2 separate regions of the Mus musculus genome follow, and region 2 is linked to region 1. A link is a loop called in an ENCODE intact Hi-C map of the cell type or tissue named here. Cell type or tissue: heart. All regions are shown on one strand.

Region 1 (8,000 bases):
CTCTTGGGATAGCCCTTCCTCCAGTTGTTCGGGACCCACATGAAGACCAAGCTGCACATCTGCTACATGTGTGTGGGGAGGCCTAGGTCCTGCCCTTGTATGCTCTGTGGTTGGTGGTTTAGTTTCTGAGAGCCCCATGGGTCCGGGTTAGTCGACTGTTGTTCTCCCGTGGAGTTCTCTTCTGGGCCAGGAACATTTGCTTTTACATGCATGCACTTTGATTTCAAATCAGGCATGCCTAGTAAGACTTCAGCACTCAAAGAGTTAAAAAAACAAACATGAAAAGCAGCAGCTGCAGCTTTGCTACTCAGTTGCACTCGGTAGGAAGTGTTAATGGTAGAAATAGATTAAACTTGGTCTTGTTTTGTTTTAGATGCAAAATGACAAGTGAGGGGCTGGAGAGACAGCTCAGCGGTTAAGAGCACTGACTGTTCCAGATGACCCGGGTGTCTAGCACCCACCTGGCAGCTCACAACCATCAGTAGCTCCAGTTCTGGGGTCTGATTGCCTTTCTCTGGTCTCTGCAGGCAGGCACTGCACTCATGTGGTGCACAGAGACATACATGCTGACAAGTATATGTTTGGTTTTGGTTTTATTTTTGTTTTATATTTTAGCTCTGGCTGTCCTGGAGCTCAGTATGTAGACCAGGCTGGCCTCAAACTCATAGTTAGCCTTCCTCTGCTTCCCGAGTGCTGGGATGAAAGGTGTAGGCCTCCATGGCCTGGCTGTCATATACATTTTTTTTTTTTTTTGGCCTTAAGCCTAGCTTTAGCAGGATTCATCTCTCCAGCTCTCATACACATTTCCAAAGTGACACGTGACAACTATGTGCATTTGGAATACATTGGTAGATTGATGGCAGCTCAGCTGGCTTCCCCTGGGTTCCACAAGGCCTCACAGCCCTCTAGTACTGCCCACATTCACACATGCTATGCTGTTTAACAGTCTCCCAGAAACCCTTGCTTCTCTATTTTCTTACATCCCTTCCCCACTGGCGACCAACATAGGATTAAGAGAACTGAAGCTTTCCTGCCATGTCAGCAGGAGCCCCAGGGGCAAGGAACATGGGGCAGCTCAGAAGAGCACCAAAGTAGCAACAGAAAGGGCGGAGGAGCAAGGCCGAGGCACCTGATGAGGAGCACTACCGAGGCTCTGGCTTCAGGGCCTGCAGAGGCCAGATACTTCCTTCCTGAGTTTGAGTAGCTGCAGGCTGCAGGGCTCAGATAAGAAAGTCACCCCAGCACTTTTCCTCTCCTGGGTCACTCGAGCCAGTGACTGACTCCAAAGGAACTTTTCTCCAGGCCTGGTCTTCACCATTGAAACCAGGGGTTTGGGGGAAAGCCTGGGCTCCGGCAGCCCCAGCAGGCTAGGCTCAGACACCATCTCCATGGTGGTCACGGAGGCTCAGTGTGGCCACTGGAGGAGGAGGAGCAGGTCGCTCCTTCCCTCCTGGCCCTGCAGACAGTGCAGGCAGCAGCCTCATTCCTTTGGGGTACCCCGGCTCCTCAGCTGCATCATGGAAGGATCCTGTAAAGGAGAGAGGCTGGCCTTGCCCTCGCAGTTTGTGGAGCAGAACTGGAAGCAGGAGCCTTAAGGGCTGAGTCAGCAGGTTCTGTTCCCTTCCTTAGGAGATTACCTGGGCGGCGAGGCCTACTGGGCTGGGGGCCTGCACCTCTACACCCCACTGCCCTTCCGGCCAGGCCAGGGTGGCTTCGGAGAGCTTTTCAGAACTCACTTTTTCCTCAATGCGGGCAACCTGTGCAACCTCAACTATGGTGAGTCAGCCCCGGCCACGCATCCTTCCGATTCAGAACGGTGCCATCCCTTACAATGCCGTTATGTAAAGGGGAGGCTGCGGCTTACTCTAGAAACAAGCTTCAAGTGCTTCCGGGGCCCAGAGCTCAGCACAGCTCTGTCCAGAGGATGCTCACAGGGCACTGAGCAGTTGGGAGCCCTGGGCCCTCTCTGAGGTGTGGCATGGGCCCCGCTGCTCTGCTAGAAGAGCCTTTCTAGGCCAAGGGGCAGGGTAGCCAGGCCCAGAGAGTCGAAACCTTCAGCTGGCTGTGGAAGAGTCGGGTGCCCATGATGCCAGCCCCATACCTGTCTCCACCAGCTAGATCCAGCTGTAAGGGGCCCTGTCAGGGAGGGCCACACCTCTGCTCACCACCTTCACTGTTTCAGGTGAGGGCCCCAAAGCCCATATCCGGAAGCTAGCTGAGTGCATCCGCTGGTCCTATGGAGCAGGCGTCGTCCTCCGACTTGGCAACATCGCTCGGCTGGAGCTGAACTACTGCATTCCTATGGGCGTGCAGGGGGGCGACAGGTGTGTGGGCCACTGTCAGCTCTGCAGCTCATCGGAGCTTCTGTTGCAAGTGGTTCCGAGATGGCCACTTCAGTATAGGTCTGAACTTAAAGAGAGAATGGAGTCAACTAAAGAATGAGAGCATGCGGTCCGCTGCTGAGCTGCTCTTAGTTGGAGGGGGAAGGGAAGACCCACCCCTTCCCTGGAGCACTGCTGCTCTGCCTCAGGGGCTAGCCAGGGGAAGTGTTGACCCTGCTTGCTGGATGTGTAAAGCAGGAGAGAGCTTCCCTGTGCCAACCCTGGCCTGGGGCTGCCCACAGCTTTGCTCTGGGCTGGAGGACTCCACCCATGGACATGGAGCCATGTCTGTGTTCCTTGGGTGGGTTAGACCAAGGGCCATTCAGGGTTATAGAGAGAGCCTTACATTACCTTGTAGGCATTGTCTGGAGGCCCAGAGGGATTGTTATGAGCAGGGAGCTTTAGTAACAAAGCTCGGAAAGTCAGAGGTCCAGACATGATGGTGGGAGGCAGTTGCTAGGACACTGTACCTGGCTTCCATGGGACGGGCCACCTGCTGACAGGCAGGCAGCCTCACGGGGAGCCAATGCAAGCACCTGGCCTCTCATGGGCCCCTCTCTTGTGCCTTTATCCCAGACAGATCAATTCCCACGGGCCACAAGGCCAGATGCCACCTTGCCTTGTGGTAGGGCCTGGAATAGGTTACATAGCTACTCTGGCTCTGTTTTCCTGTGCAGAGACTAGAAGGCTTTGACAGACAGCTCTGAGCTTTCAGGGGAAATGTTGCATGTCCGAGCGGCCCTCCCGCTCTGCTTTTGTGTGGTCTGACTATGGTGTCTGTCACTCCCATACTGCTGTGTTGTACTGGCCCACTGTTCTTGTCTCTCAGTGTCTTCTGTCCACCACGCCTGCTGCCTACAGTCTGACCTGCCACAGTTGCTGATTGCACAGTGCAGTGAGGAGAGGAGGGCTGGGCCCTGGTGCGCAGCAGGTGCCTTCTCAGCCTGGGTTAGCTCTGTGCAGCCTACCATGTAGGTGGAGCTGAAGCGGAGCTGTGGCCAGCTGCCTTCACATACTGTGTTGGGGCCAGGTCACAGGGGTGTGGTGGGCTCCAGTGCCAACCACAGCTGCAGCAGCTCTCTGAGCAGCTCACCTCTTGTGGCCCATGCTGCTGTAATACTGACAGCAGCCACAGGGTGGCAGTGTGCACCAAGCAGTTCCTTCGCTCTTGAGCTTCTTGCTAATTGGCCCTTTAGCGAGTGTTCTTTACAGCTCAGGACCCCTCAGCTGCAATGAGTTAAATCCAAGAAGCATGTTTCAAAGATAAATTGAGAACATACCCTTCAGGAAGAAGAAGTCTGCTGTGCTGAAGTGGGGAAGACCCTGGCCCGGGTTTGCCTGGCAGCTGTTTGCCATTGTGATGGTGGCAGGCAGGTGTTGGCTGTGGGTAGTGAAGGCTGTCCAGGGTCAGCCTTGAACATAGAGATACCTTCCCTAGTGTGGTTTGCCTTGCAGCTTTGTTGGCAAGAGTGGAATTTGAAAACATTTGAGGGAAATGACCTCAATTTTATCATGTTTCTAAAATTAGGCAGTTGGCAGGTGGACAGTTGTCTGTAGCCCCACCCCCAGAGTTAAGCCAGGTGCTCTGAAACTGGCAATTGTGGCCTTTGCAAAGGGTGACAGTTTGAAGTGTTCTGACTTGTGTCCTGAATGATTTCTGGCACAGTCTTCTCTGGGACCTGAGTTCTGTCACAGCGTGACTCCTCAGACCAGGTCCCTGGAGACTCAGCAGTGAGTCAGCCCCGCTCCAGCTGTTCCTTGAGCTTCAGGAGGGACAGGACACCATCATTGCAGCTGGGGAGGGCATCCTGTATGTGGGTACAGCTGTCCTGGGGGAGGGGTATAGTATGGGTGGACAGAGAATGTGGGGTTGCTGAAGCCTTAAGGGAATGGCTTCTCACAAGTGCGCCTCTTTCTATTCTCCTCCCCCTCCCCCTCCCTTCAGCCTTGTTAATGTCTTCCTCTCTGTGCCTGTCAAGGGCTCTATTTGGGGCCCACGAGTGCTGTTTGCCCACACCTAGCACACCATCCAGGGTGGAGTGTTTGGGGGTTAAGAGAGGGTATCAGTGGACTTCTCGGATGACCCCTGCTAGGCCTGGTATAAGGGTGAGCACTGGCACCATGCAGCAGGAAGGCAGCCTACACCTGGCCTAGAGGTAGAGGCTGAGGAGGCCAACGGGGTCTGCAGAGCACTGATGGGTCCTGGCCCTGTAACTCTGGATGCCACCTCGAATACTCATGGGCATTGCTCTGTGGTGTGTGTCATAGCACAGGCATCTTTGACTTGCTTATCTCAAAGCTTACTTCTCTGAGGCAGCCGTGGTCCCTCTTATGTAGGCCGGGGCTGAGGGCACAGGTGCACTGTGCAGCTTGGCTTGGGTCTTCAGCCTCCAGAGATTCAGCTTCCCTCCAAGCAGGAGGCTCCTCCCCAGGGCAGAGTGACTGCTTCCATTTACCTGTGCCTTGACATTCCAGTATGGCACAGCACTCAGAACTGGGTGTTTGGTGCCTGCAGCCAGTCCTGAGAAGGCCCACACAGGACATGGTTGAGCTAAGCTCTCCAGAGAGCACACCTGAGGTGACCCTTTATGTATGTCATCCTGGGTCAAGAAAAGGGCTGGCTGGTGGCTGGCCTCTCTGAGGCTGGGTTGCTTGGTCATTGTGAGGCCCAGGCTCTACTTGCTGTCCTGACAACAGGACAGTGCACCTTTGGGTGGGATGGAGCAACAGAGGGTCTTGGGCTCTATTCCTGTCTTTTCTCCTTTCTCCAGGGGCTAATTCCTATTAGCCTAGGGAACTGGGGGGGGGGGGGCAGGGGCAGGGTAGGGGTGCGTACAGAGCCTCTCGATGGTGTAAGGAGCGTCCTGTTGACCTCTCTCTTTCTTTTTAGGATTTGTGATGGTGTCCAGTTTGGAGCTGGGATTCGGTTCCTGTAACTTGAGTCCCAGGGGCAGCTTGGATGAGAAACAGGCATCTCCCAGGCTCCAAGCCTATTTGGAGGTGACACGGTTGAGTGCTTCTGGGCCGGAATCCTTATGGGAAATCACGTCAATAAATTTTAAACGCTCAGCGGTGTCCTGGATGTGGTCTGTTTTTCAGGCCATGCGTCTTTATGGACACATGCTTTTCCTGAGGACATGTGACAGTCTGACCTGTGCTGTCCTGGGCCTAAGGGCTTTCAGGTGACTTCTCAGAGCCTTTTCCTTGTAGACTCCTAGAGTCTACTGTTGGGACCCCACTTACCAGAAGTAGGGCTGAGCTGTGGGGTGGCCCTGAAGGACACTGACCTTGTCATGTCACAGGTTACCACCTCAGTGCAGCAGGACCTGCCAGTGCTGGTATGATGCTAGGATTCCGAGGCAGACGGGAAGTGCGCTGTCTGCTGATAGCCATGGCTGCTCCTGCCTGTCATGCTTGTGACTCAGGCTGCACAGCTATCGTCTTACAGGAACCTGCGATGTCCAGTGGGCCATAGGCTCAGGTGCTGCTGGGCAAGACTGACTGCTAAAGACCTCTGTGCTCTCTCTTCGGAGCTGGCAGGCCAGACTTCTGCCTCTGCTCTTTTAAGGACAGTCTTGTAACATGAGGTCCCAGATGGACCCGATAGCTGCATTTCAAGGCTAGCTGGTGAGCACACCCAGCTCTGCCTGCGCCCTGCTCCTTTCTTGCTCCAGCTGTGTGGTTGTGATTCCTCGGTCTTTAAAGGGGGGTCTGTTGGAAGCCACTCCTGTCCCCTGCTTGGATGCTGGTATCCGCAGATACGCAGGGCTGTCAGATACCATGTTTCAGGATTGCTTTGCAGGCAGGAGGCAAAGGTCTTACCCAGGCTGGCCTTGAACTCTCAGGGGTCCTCAGCTCCTCATGTGCTGGGGTCACCCGTGTGCACACCACATCAGAGTGATGCCGGGCATGTGCACACGGCTGCCTCAGGCCTGTGTTACCTCCAGCTTACAGTGTGGAGGCTTGGGCCAGAGGGGCGGTTCATATCTGTGATCCCAACACTAAGGAACCTGAAGCAGGAGGATTACCTTGAGTTCAAGTACAACTTGAGCTATGGAAGACTCCATCTCAGAAAACTTACTAAAGATGTTGTACTGAATTGTCTCAGGATAAAGTTAAGTCTGGATGTGTTTAGGATAGACACAGTTGTTGTGGGTTTTACTTTGTAGCCAAGGGTGACCTTGATCCAATCCTCCTGCCTTCCCCTCCCAAGTGCTGGCATTCCAGGCATGTACCACCATGTTGGATTTACACAATGCTGGGGATGGAGCCCAGAGCTCCGTGCCTGATGGGTGAGCACTCAACAACTGAGGCACATCCCTAGCCACTCCTGAGTGCTGTCCCTCTGCCAGGCTGAGAGCTGGGAGGTGGCGCCTAAGGGGATGTTAGCTAGCCAGCATTGGGACATGGGAGTCTGTCTATTCTGATGGAGGTCTCTGTAAGTGGTACTTAGGGGATAATTTTCTGTTTACTATAAGATTTATTTATTTATGTATATGGGTATTTTTGCCTTGTGTATATATGTATACCACATGGGTACCCTGTGCCTGTGGAGGTCAGAAAGAGGGTATTGGATTCCCCAGAATTGGAGTTAAAAATTGTTGTGGGCCACCCTGTGGATGCTGGGACGTGAACCCAGGTCCTCTGCCAAAGCAGCCAGTGTGCTTAACTACTGAAGCCCCTTGGGGGATATTCTTAGCTTTAAAAAACTGACATAAGCTGGGCAGTGGAGGTGATACTCAAGAGACAGAGCCCAGCCTGGTCTACAGAGCCAGTTCCAGGACAGCCAGGGCTACACACAGAAACAGAACAAACAAACAAAAAATAATAAATGTATTTTAGAGTTAATCCTCCTCTGAAGTCTTTGAAAACAGGATGTGCCTGGGACCTCTGCTCCATGGTGTCTGCTGACTCCCCCCACCCCCATGGTCTCATGCAGACCAGCTCCTGTCCTCCCTGGGACCTTTTGTTTACTGAATAACTTTGGGGCTTGGGGAACAGCCTACACACACACACACACACACACACACACACACACACACACACCTGTCCCTTGCTCCCTTACTACCTTCAATGGAAACTGGTGTTTGCTGAGAATAAATTACTCCTTTCAATGGTTGGAAATGTCAGTCTGCAGTTACTCATTGATGATTGGAACCCACTAAGGACCTGGTGTTCAGAATGGGGATTGGGAGCTGCAGAAACTGACACAGATTTGCAGACTCCATGACCTTTGAGAACCCAGGGAAGGCACTTGTGAAAGTCTGGTTTTAATCAAGACTGGGCTGCCCCCGGTGCTGCCTTGGGCTCATTAATGAAAGCCGCTGTCTCCAGCGTGGCCCGACCTGTTTGATTTTTCAGGCTTCCCTGTAGGCTGCTCTTGGGTGAAGGAGGTGGGGCAAGGTGGAAGGTCAGGGTGAAGGGGTGAATTCTGTCCCTTTCCAGAGGGTTGTGGTGGACAGACCAGAACCAGTTGCCTGGGAGTCTGAGAAGGCTTTAGGGAGCTTGGGTAGAAAGCTGAGGAGGGCAGGCAACTCCTGAGTCGGCCTTGGCCCAGATTCTTTGCAGCTTAATGCTTCATTTCCCCTCAGCATGCAGAAAGATCTAGGCAGAGACAGA
Region 2 (8,000 bases), 72 kb after region 1:
TCCAGCCAGGCCTGGCATCCTGGCTTTCATCGCCCACTGGCCAGAGAGCACAAGCCAGACTGGAGCCCAGTCAGCCAGAGAGCTGGAGAGGGCTCTGACTCTGTCTCCCTGCCCCTTGTGCTTGGACACTGGGGCTTCAAGGGTGGCCCTTTACCCCAGACACGGGTGAGTCATAGGCTCGGCACTCCCTGTGAGTGTCGGTCTGGGCCAGTCTTCTGTGGTCACTTGGAAGCTAGTCAGGACTTGATGGGTCAGGACTTTGTGACGAGATTTTTCAGGTCACTGCTTCGGGGAGTCATGAGACACTGCTTTTGGATTTTGTGCACTTTGATTCTTCTGAGAGTGGTCACAGATCTCCCCCGCTCAGGGGCTAAGGGGTCCGATTAGGTAGCTTAGTTCATTTTGCTGGCAAGGAAAAGCCACAATCTGAGTCACAGCGGCACCCTGGGCAGGCATCTGCTGTATATTCTGGGTGTTGACAGTGAATGGGTAGCATCCTTGGGAAGCCCCTGTCCAAGAGACACTCGACAGTACAGGTGTCTTGCTTCCACAGCATGACTCCCAATGCACGGAGTGGAAAAACCTCTTAAGAAAAGCCTTCTGGTGGTGGGTCTGGAAAGATGGAACCAGACACTTTGACCAGTGTTCACAGCAGTGTGATGGACAGAAAGTGACAGGACCCCCCAATGGTCCGGCGGTGGGGAAGACAAATAAGATATACCTACGTTTGTGTCATGCGGTGGTAAAGCATCCTGGCAGAAGTTGGGGGAAGGTAGGGTTTACAGTGGAGATGGGTTTCAAACACTGTGCTAATGGAGCAGCCAGGCGCGAGGGAGGAGTTGCATACTGTGTAATCTCATTGACTACAAGAGAGAGAGGGGAGCAGAGCTGTGGGGGGACAGGCCTGAACTCTCTACAGGGACAGGAGACAAAGTGGATTGGGGCGACCATCGCACAGCTCTTGGGATCTGAGGGGTGCAACAGGTTGATTTGACATTGACCAAATAGTCTACAGGGTGCGTTGAGCAGAAGCCATGCTGGGACTTCTTTTATGAGCCTGGAACCCTGGCTGGACTCAGGGCTGCTAAAGAGCAGGCTAGGAGGGGACAAGAGGGGGGGTAATGGCTCATGGTCCCCTTTTCTCTCTTTCCCCAGCACTTACTCATTTAGTGCCTGTAAATGGAATATCTGTAATATAAATATTAGCGGTTAATGAATCTGGCAGGTGTATTTCTTTACCTCATAGTATTCCCCAATAATCACGCAGAAAATCCAATATTTATTTAAAACTGCACCTCAATAGCTGAGCAGTTAAATGGTGTGATCGAAACTTATATGCTAATCTGGCTATTTCCTAGATCCATCCCATGATACTTGCATATCATTATTGATCTGGCTCTTTGGGCTTCAGGTGTGTTTCCATGATCTTTCTCCAGACCTTTTCCTTATGGCTTCAAATCCTCCATCCTAGCTGATCTGACTCTTCCTCTCTTCCTCTCTCCTTCCTCTAATTGATGGACATCCCACCCTATTCTTAACTCTGCCCACCCACTGGGGTGATCAGCATTTATTGACAAGGCAGAGGATAAAAGATAAGGATTGTTTACACAAACTTGAGACAGGAGATGTTTGGTGTAAGCATTACAATGCTACGAAATGGGATCTGAGAGCAGAGAAATCAGCATTTGAATAACCCAAGGGTCAACTCAACCCAGTGTACAAGAATATGGCGCCTCCAAGCGCCCACTGCTCGAAGGTGCACCTGCGAGTTCTTCCGCTAGGAGATAGGTGTCATCCTCTCTACCCATGCTCTCTGCAGGTTCCCAGCCTACCCGGGTTCTGCCAGGCTCTGCTGGGGGCTGTTAGGAAGTCCTAGCTTCATGTATGGATCTAGTTCTCCACTCTTACCTTGGCCACGGACCAAGAGACACCTGTTGTCTTCCGTGGTCACCAGGCAGGTGTCTGGTAGCCCCTGTGCGTTTGGGCCGCTGCCCACCCGAGCCTGCTCTGACCCTGGCTTTATTTAGCAACTCTGTGACAATGCCTCTCACCTGCCCCAGGTACTTCTGGACTGGATCAACGATGTGCTGGCAGAGGAGCGCATCATTGTGAAGCAGCTGGAGGAGGACCTGTACGATGGCCAGGTGCTCCAGAAACTTCTGGGTGAGTGCCAGGACCCCGCCATGTAGCACCATCCTTCCTGCCCTGGGGCTCTTGGGAACAGACCCAGAGCTTGGCGTACACCTCCTGCTGGCCCCATCTGGGGTTTCATTGCTGTCCGTATCCATGGTTTCTTTGCTGGCCAGTGCATACCCAGCCTTGGGGCTGCAGCAGGTCATCTCGGATGCTCATGCAGTCATGGACCAAAGAAACAGCGTTCAGTGAGGATTCAGGCCCCTTATCTCATCTCTCAGGCCACCCGTGTTTCATCTAGTTATAAACACTGTTAGGATGGGGTGGGAGAGAGGGTTGATCTCCAACAAACCCATCTGAGAGGACATGTCCTTGTCCTGATTCAGAACATGTCATTGTCCTCATTCGTGCTTCCAGGCTTTATTGTCCCCCCAAGTTCTGGCTAAGGATGATTGAGTGTGTTCTCCAGAGAGATGGGTGGAAGGAAAGATGGTCAGGTGGACAGCCTCTCCATCAAATGATCCTGAGCCTCCCTGAACACTGGCTTCTAGGTCAGTGAGTCACGAAGCAGACATCGATCTACCCCGCCCTTCTGGAGCTGCAGTCTGTCTGAGCAGACAGTGACAGATGCTGTGGGTCTCAAGGGTAGTTAAAGGCCATACAGGTGCCATATGGCTAAAGTGGGTGGCCTTACAAAGCACTGGGGTCTGAGCCTCAGGGGGAAATGAGGGAAGAGTGGCTAGGAGAATGGAGAACAGAGTCGGTGGTGAGGGGTGGCAATGTTCACGATGCCTTACCCTGGGGCAGTGATTCATGCCTGTCATCCTACACCTGGGATGCTGAGGCAGGAGGATTGCTAGTTTAAGGCTAGCCTAGCCTACATATCAAAAGCCCCCCTCTCTCTCTCAAAAACAAAAACACCCACAATGGATGACAGTCTCAGGACCAGCTCTGATGGTGGCTGGCCCTGTTGTGAGCATGTCTTGTAGGCTATGCTGTCACCTCTGGCCACCTCGTTGCCAGAGGGAGGTGGTGAGGTATTGGCTCTCTGGCTTCCGAAGGCTTTTCTCTCAGCTGTTTGTCAGGTGCCTTGGGCACAAGTCGTGTTCGTTCAGGTCCTGTTTTTCCTTACCTTAGCAACCCAAGGGCGGGACCAGGGACTCAGCATCTCCAAATGCCTTTTTATCCAGGGCATTTTGCCCTGTTCTTTTCTGACTTCTTCCAACACCCCACCCCCACCCCCTTTTCTCTTCTGCCTCTTGGCTTGGGCATCTTGACCACTCTTCTAATTTTCTTTTTTTAAGCGTTTATTTGTTTTGATTTTATGTCATGAATGTTTTGCCTGCACGAGTGTCTACCACTTGCATGCAGTGTCTGTGGAGGCCACAAGAGGGCAACAGATCCCCTAGAACTGGAGTTTATGGCCGGTTGTGGGCTGTCTTGTGGATGCAGGGAATTAAACCCAGATCTCCTGAAAGGCAGCCAGTGCTCTTAACCACTGAGTCACCACTCCAGCCCTGAGGTGCTTTCCTTAGTGTTACCAAATACGCCTTTGTGCCAGGACTGGTGCAGAGTCCATCACTTTACATTGCCTAAAGTGCTAGGTTATCGGTGGTGATGGGGAAGGTCATGTCCTTAGACAAGGTGATGGCTGGCAAAAGAGGTGCTGAACATCTGGGTGGCCATGGTAACCCATCCGAGAAGCTTACGGTCCAGCAGAGTTCCTTGTACAACCTCAGAGGCAGAGGGTCTGTGGCCAGGCAAGCAGGATCCAGAGGCTGAGGCAGTTTTGTGAGCAGGGAAGGAGATTGGATCTAGAATTTGGCTGGGCTGGTAGACAAAGGGTTTCCTTCCAGTCTGTCACAAGAGCCACTAGGGGTTTGAACAAAGCCATACTATGACCTGTGTTTACAAAGGTCACTTAGGCTTTTGGGTGCAGAGTGGGTAGGATGGAGGGTTTGGGGTTGGAGCTGGGTGAGTGGTGTTAGCCGAGCCCCAGGCTTCAGAAATGGCCAGAGTGGAATACAGAGGTAGACTCAGGAATGGAGTGTGGAGGCCAGAGATATGGACGGGGCAGCTAGTGAATGGTGGGTGAGGATTTGGGTTGAGTCTAACTGTGTGGAGCCTGTTGCTGGGGCAGGAGTGCTCCCACCGGGGAGCAGCCACCTAGAGCTGGCATTTAGCACCATGGGACTAACCGTTCCCTGGAGTGGGGTTTCAAACTCCTCAGTGGGCTGAATACCAAATAGTCAAGAGTGAATGTGGATGTTTGGTTAAGAATACCAGACCTTAAATAAGGTTCTGTGGCTTAAAAATGAAGCTGATGAGATGCTGGAAGGGTGCTTGCCCTAAGCTGATGGCCTTTGATGCCTGAGACCTACGTGGAGCAAGCGGGGAACTGACTTCTGAAAGCTGTCCTTTGGCTTTTACATGCATGCTGTGGCACACATGCCTACAAAACACAGGCTCTCCCACACCTAATTAATTAGTTAATTTGGGGTGGGAGGTTGAGACAGGGTTTCTCTATGTAGCTCTGGCTGTCCTGGTACTTGCTCTCTACACCAGACTAGCCTCGAACTCAAAGATCCGCCTGCCTCTGCCTCCCAAGTGGTGGGATTAAAAGCGTGTGCCACCACTGCCCAGTTAATAATTTGATTTAAAGAATACGGCTGGACCATGAGGATGGTTTTGTAGACACCTAGGTTTTATCACGAAAACGTCAGAGCTCGGCTTTGCTCTACAGGCACTGGTGTGCTGGATACTGTGGTACACTCAGGCTTGGCTCTGTCTGCTGCCAGCTGCTTACCATATGTTCAGACGGAGCATCTGAGATGACTGACCCCCAGCTGAGGCTAAGGCTGCACACTGAGCTCTGAATGGTGTGCCACAAGGTCACAGTGGATGGGGCGGCTACCCTGGGTGGCCCACCTGCCTCCTTTCCAGGGCTTGGAGTGTGGCACCAACTTAACTTTTTTCTGACCCTTGGACATGGTGATTGGGATGGTGATGGCAAGGCATGCGTGTGCGTGCGTGTGTGTGTGTGTGTGTGTGTGAGTGAAGGTCAGAGGTCAGTGTCAGATATCTTCCTCAGTTGCTCTCCACCTTCTTTCTCGAGGCACAGTCTCTCACTGACCCTGAAGTTCACCAGTTAGGCAAGATTAACTGACCAGTGAGCTCTAGGGAGCCTCCTGTCTCCACCTCCGCAGGCACCCCCATCTGTGCCAAGATTACAGACAGGCATTGCCACACCCAGACTTTCCTCCTGGAGCTGAGTTCAGGTATTTTTGAGCCACCTGACTTGGGTGCTGGAATCTGAACTTGGTCCTCATGACTGAACAGCAAGCACTCTCAACCTCTGACCCCCATCCCCATCCCCACCCCACCCCCGCCAACTCACATGGCAATGCCTTTTCATTGGAGCAATCCTCCAGTTGGTGCTGCATCTCAGCATCACAGGGCATGCTCTGTCTTTGTGTCTCTACTACTGGCCATGGTTGAGCATCAACAGCATTGATGTGTCCCTGGTCCATCTTTGAGAGCAGGTGTTGGTCACCTCTTGGGCACATCTTTTTTGGTTCCGTCTTCTGCTTGCCTGGCAGATACAGTACTGGCCTGAAGCTGAAGGGGCTGTGAATCCCACCCTGTTGCTTCTCCGGGCCCTGTAAAGTGAGGCTCGAGGCTTGCCCAGGCTCTGCTGTCCTTGTATTGTGAAGTGGTTGTTATTCCCTCTCATTTGAATATCTCCAGTCGGTACTTGAAAGAAGCAGCTTGCAAGCCTCTTATGTCAAGTGGGCTGGACAGAGAAAAGGACAATGGGAAGAGTATTCAGGGCTGAAGAGGACATCGGTGCATCTTTGCACGGTTGTGTGGGCAGCACTGTTTCTGACAGGATGCAGTGATAACTCACAGGGCCCCCGGAGACCAGAGATTCCAGAAGTGACCTTGATGTAAGTGGTGGCGTCTTGGGCTTTCTGAAAGCAGAGCTAGATCAAATAAAGTGGTGCTGGCCGAGCAGCAGGGCCACAAGGCTGATTTCAGTGGTGGAGCCAGGCCTGGTCAGGATGAGGGGGTAGCCAGCAAAGAAGTCCAGTGAGATCAGCCTGTGGGAAGGGACCCCGAGGAGTGTCACATGGGAGGAGGAGGAGGAAGAGGAGGAAATATTCCTTAGTTATTTGAATTATATATTTTTTTGCATGGGTGTGTACATGTGAGTGTGGGCATGTGGGTATCATGGTGCACGTGTGGAGGACAACCTCAGGTGCCATTTCTCCTTCCTCCTTGGCTGTGTGACACTCATCAAGGGTGAGCCGCTAGGATACCAAGAGGAGCCCCTATTCTTGAGAAGGAATGCTGGAAGCAACAATTCCTGTGGCAGGCCAGGCATTAGGGTTTTACCTCAAGGCCGTAGGCTGGGTGGGATGTCTCTGTAGAATGCTGAGGGGCTCCGGGGCCAGCTGGTACTCACTGGGACATCTTTAGTCCTTTCGAGTTACGCTATCGCCCTCGGTTGCATGCTGTGCTCGAGCGTCACCTTAACCTTTCACTGTCTCTTCTGGGTTGGAAGATGAGGCCGTGGCACATCTACCGCCCCAACCACATCATTATGTGATTGATAGGCAGAGAACTCTCTCTGCCCTGTCTTGTGGAGTTACGGCATCATGGACACCTAGGGCAAGACAATGGGGATGCAAGACCGGCTTTTAGGGCTAGGTCATATCCTCTAATCCCACGTTCGTATATTGACACCAGTGCTGGCTACTTTTTAATGTCAGCTTGACACTGGGTCGAATCATCTGAGCAGAGGTGCTTCTGTAAGATTGGACTGTAGGCAAACCTACAGCGCAGTGGTTCTCAACCTGTACCTTGTGACCCCCAGCAGCAAACTTCTAGCTCCAAAAAATATTTACATTGTGATTCATAACAATGGCAAAAATCACAGCTGTGAGGTAGCCATGAAAGTAATTTTATGGTTGGGGGGTGGGAGTCACAGAATAAAAAGGGTAGCAACATGAGAGAGGTTGAGACCCCCTGCTTTAGGACATCTTCTTAATTAGTAAGTAAGGTCTCCAGGGTCTTGCCCTGTTTGAATTCCGGCCCTGAGGGAGGACTATGATTGGGATGAGTAACGAATAAACCTTCTCCTCTCAAGCTGCTTTTGGGCTTTACCACAACAATAATAGCCTCAACTAAGGCAACATCCAAACCCTCAGACCTTAGAATGTGGCTGCATTTAGAGACATGCCTTTAATCCCAGCACTCGGGAGGCAGAGGCAGGCGGATCTCTGAGTTCGAGGCCAGCCTGGTCTACAGAGTGAGTTCCAGGACAGCCAGGGCTACACAGAGAAACCCTGTCTCAAAAAACCAAAAAAAAAAAAAAAAAAAAAAAGAAAGAAAGAAAATCTCTTAGCGCTGCTTCCCTGCACTCACAGGCTCCCTTCTCCCCGTCTCTAACATTTCCACACAGTAAGAAGTTTGATTGGAGATTTGCTGAGTTTGTGACTATGTCATTTCTAAGAGCAAGCAGGAAGAACTCTGGTGAGAATTGTCACATTCACTTCGGAATTCAATTACCTGGACGAGACCCAGCCGCCTTCAATTTCCTTTGGGAATGGGGGAGGCAGCAGGTGAGAGCAGGCAGCCAAGATGCAGCAGCCAGCGCTCCTGAGGCTCCTGCTCTGAGCAAGGAGCCCTGTTCCCTCCTAGTCTTTAATTCTAAGATGTGATGTTTCCTGACAGGTCTCCTCTGCCAACCAGCAAAGGCCCAGACCCAGGGTGACTGGAGGCAATTTCCTAGAATGTGATTACCGCATCCTTAGTCGAGGATGCACGCCTGCCATCAGCCCCATTGTCGCTGAGACTGTGAACCC

The links. Hi-C counts contacts between places; a loop is a spot of excess contacts. Peaks named below come from ENCODE experiments on the same cell type or tissue, not always from the same donor. Only the 100,000 strongest peaks of a DNase experiment are listed, where the experiment ranks them.
Region 2: a loop joins it to region 1, with 8 times the contacts of the local background. A loop is called at or near these places in 5 of 42 quality-filtered maps.

The regions. Positions count from the first base shown.
Region 1 is chr15:84,208,855-84,216,854 of GRCm38, forward strand. It overlaps Samm50 (SAMM50 sorting and assembly machinery component), which reads left to right. Exons shown (of 15, transcript NM_178614.5): 13 at 1,630-1,776; 14 at 2,183-2,324; 15 at 5,272-7,229. The coding sequence ends at 5,317. Gm52212 (a long non-coding RNA gene) reads right to left here. Exons shown (of 2, transcript XR_003951633.1): 2 at 7,633-7,985. Among named protein-coding and RNA genes, the nearest start is that of Gm52212, 4.4 kb to the right of the region's middle. In heart, no CTCF peak of the experiment used is centred here; DNase peaks (open chromatin) are centred at 1,197, 3,507, 4,107, 4,477 and 3 weaker places; H3K27ac peaks cover 4,517 bases.
Region 2 is chr15:84,280,702-84,288,701 of GRCm38, forward strand. Parvb (parvin, beta) reads left to right here. Exons shown (of 13, transcript NM_133167.3): 4 at 2,061-2,163. Among named protein-coding and RNA genes, the nearest start is that of Gm22890, 39 kb to the right of the region's middle. In heart, a CTCF peak has its summit at 3,518 (motif pointing right); a DNase peak (open chromatin) is centred at 122; H3K27ac peaks cover 420 bases.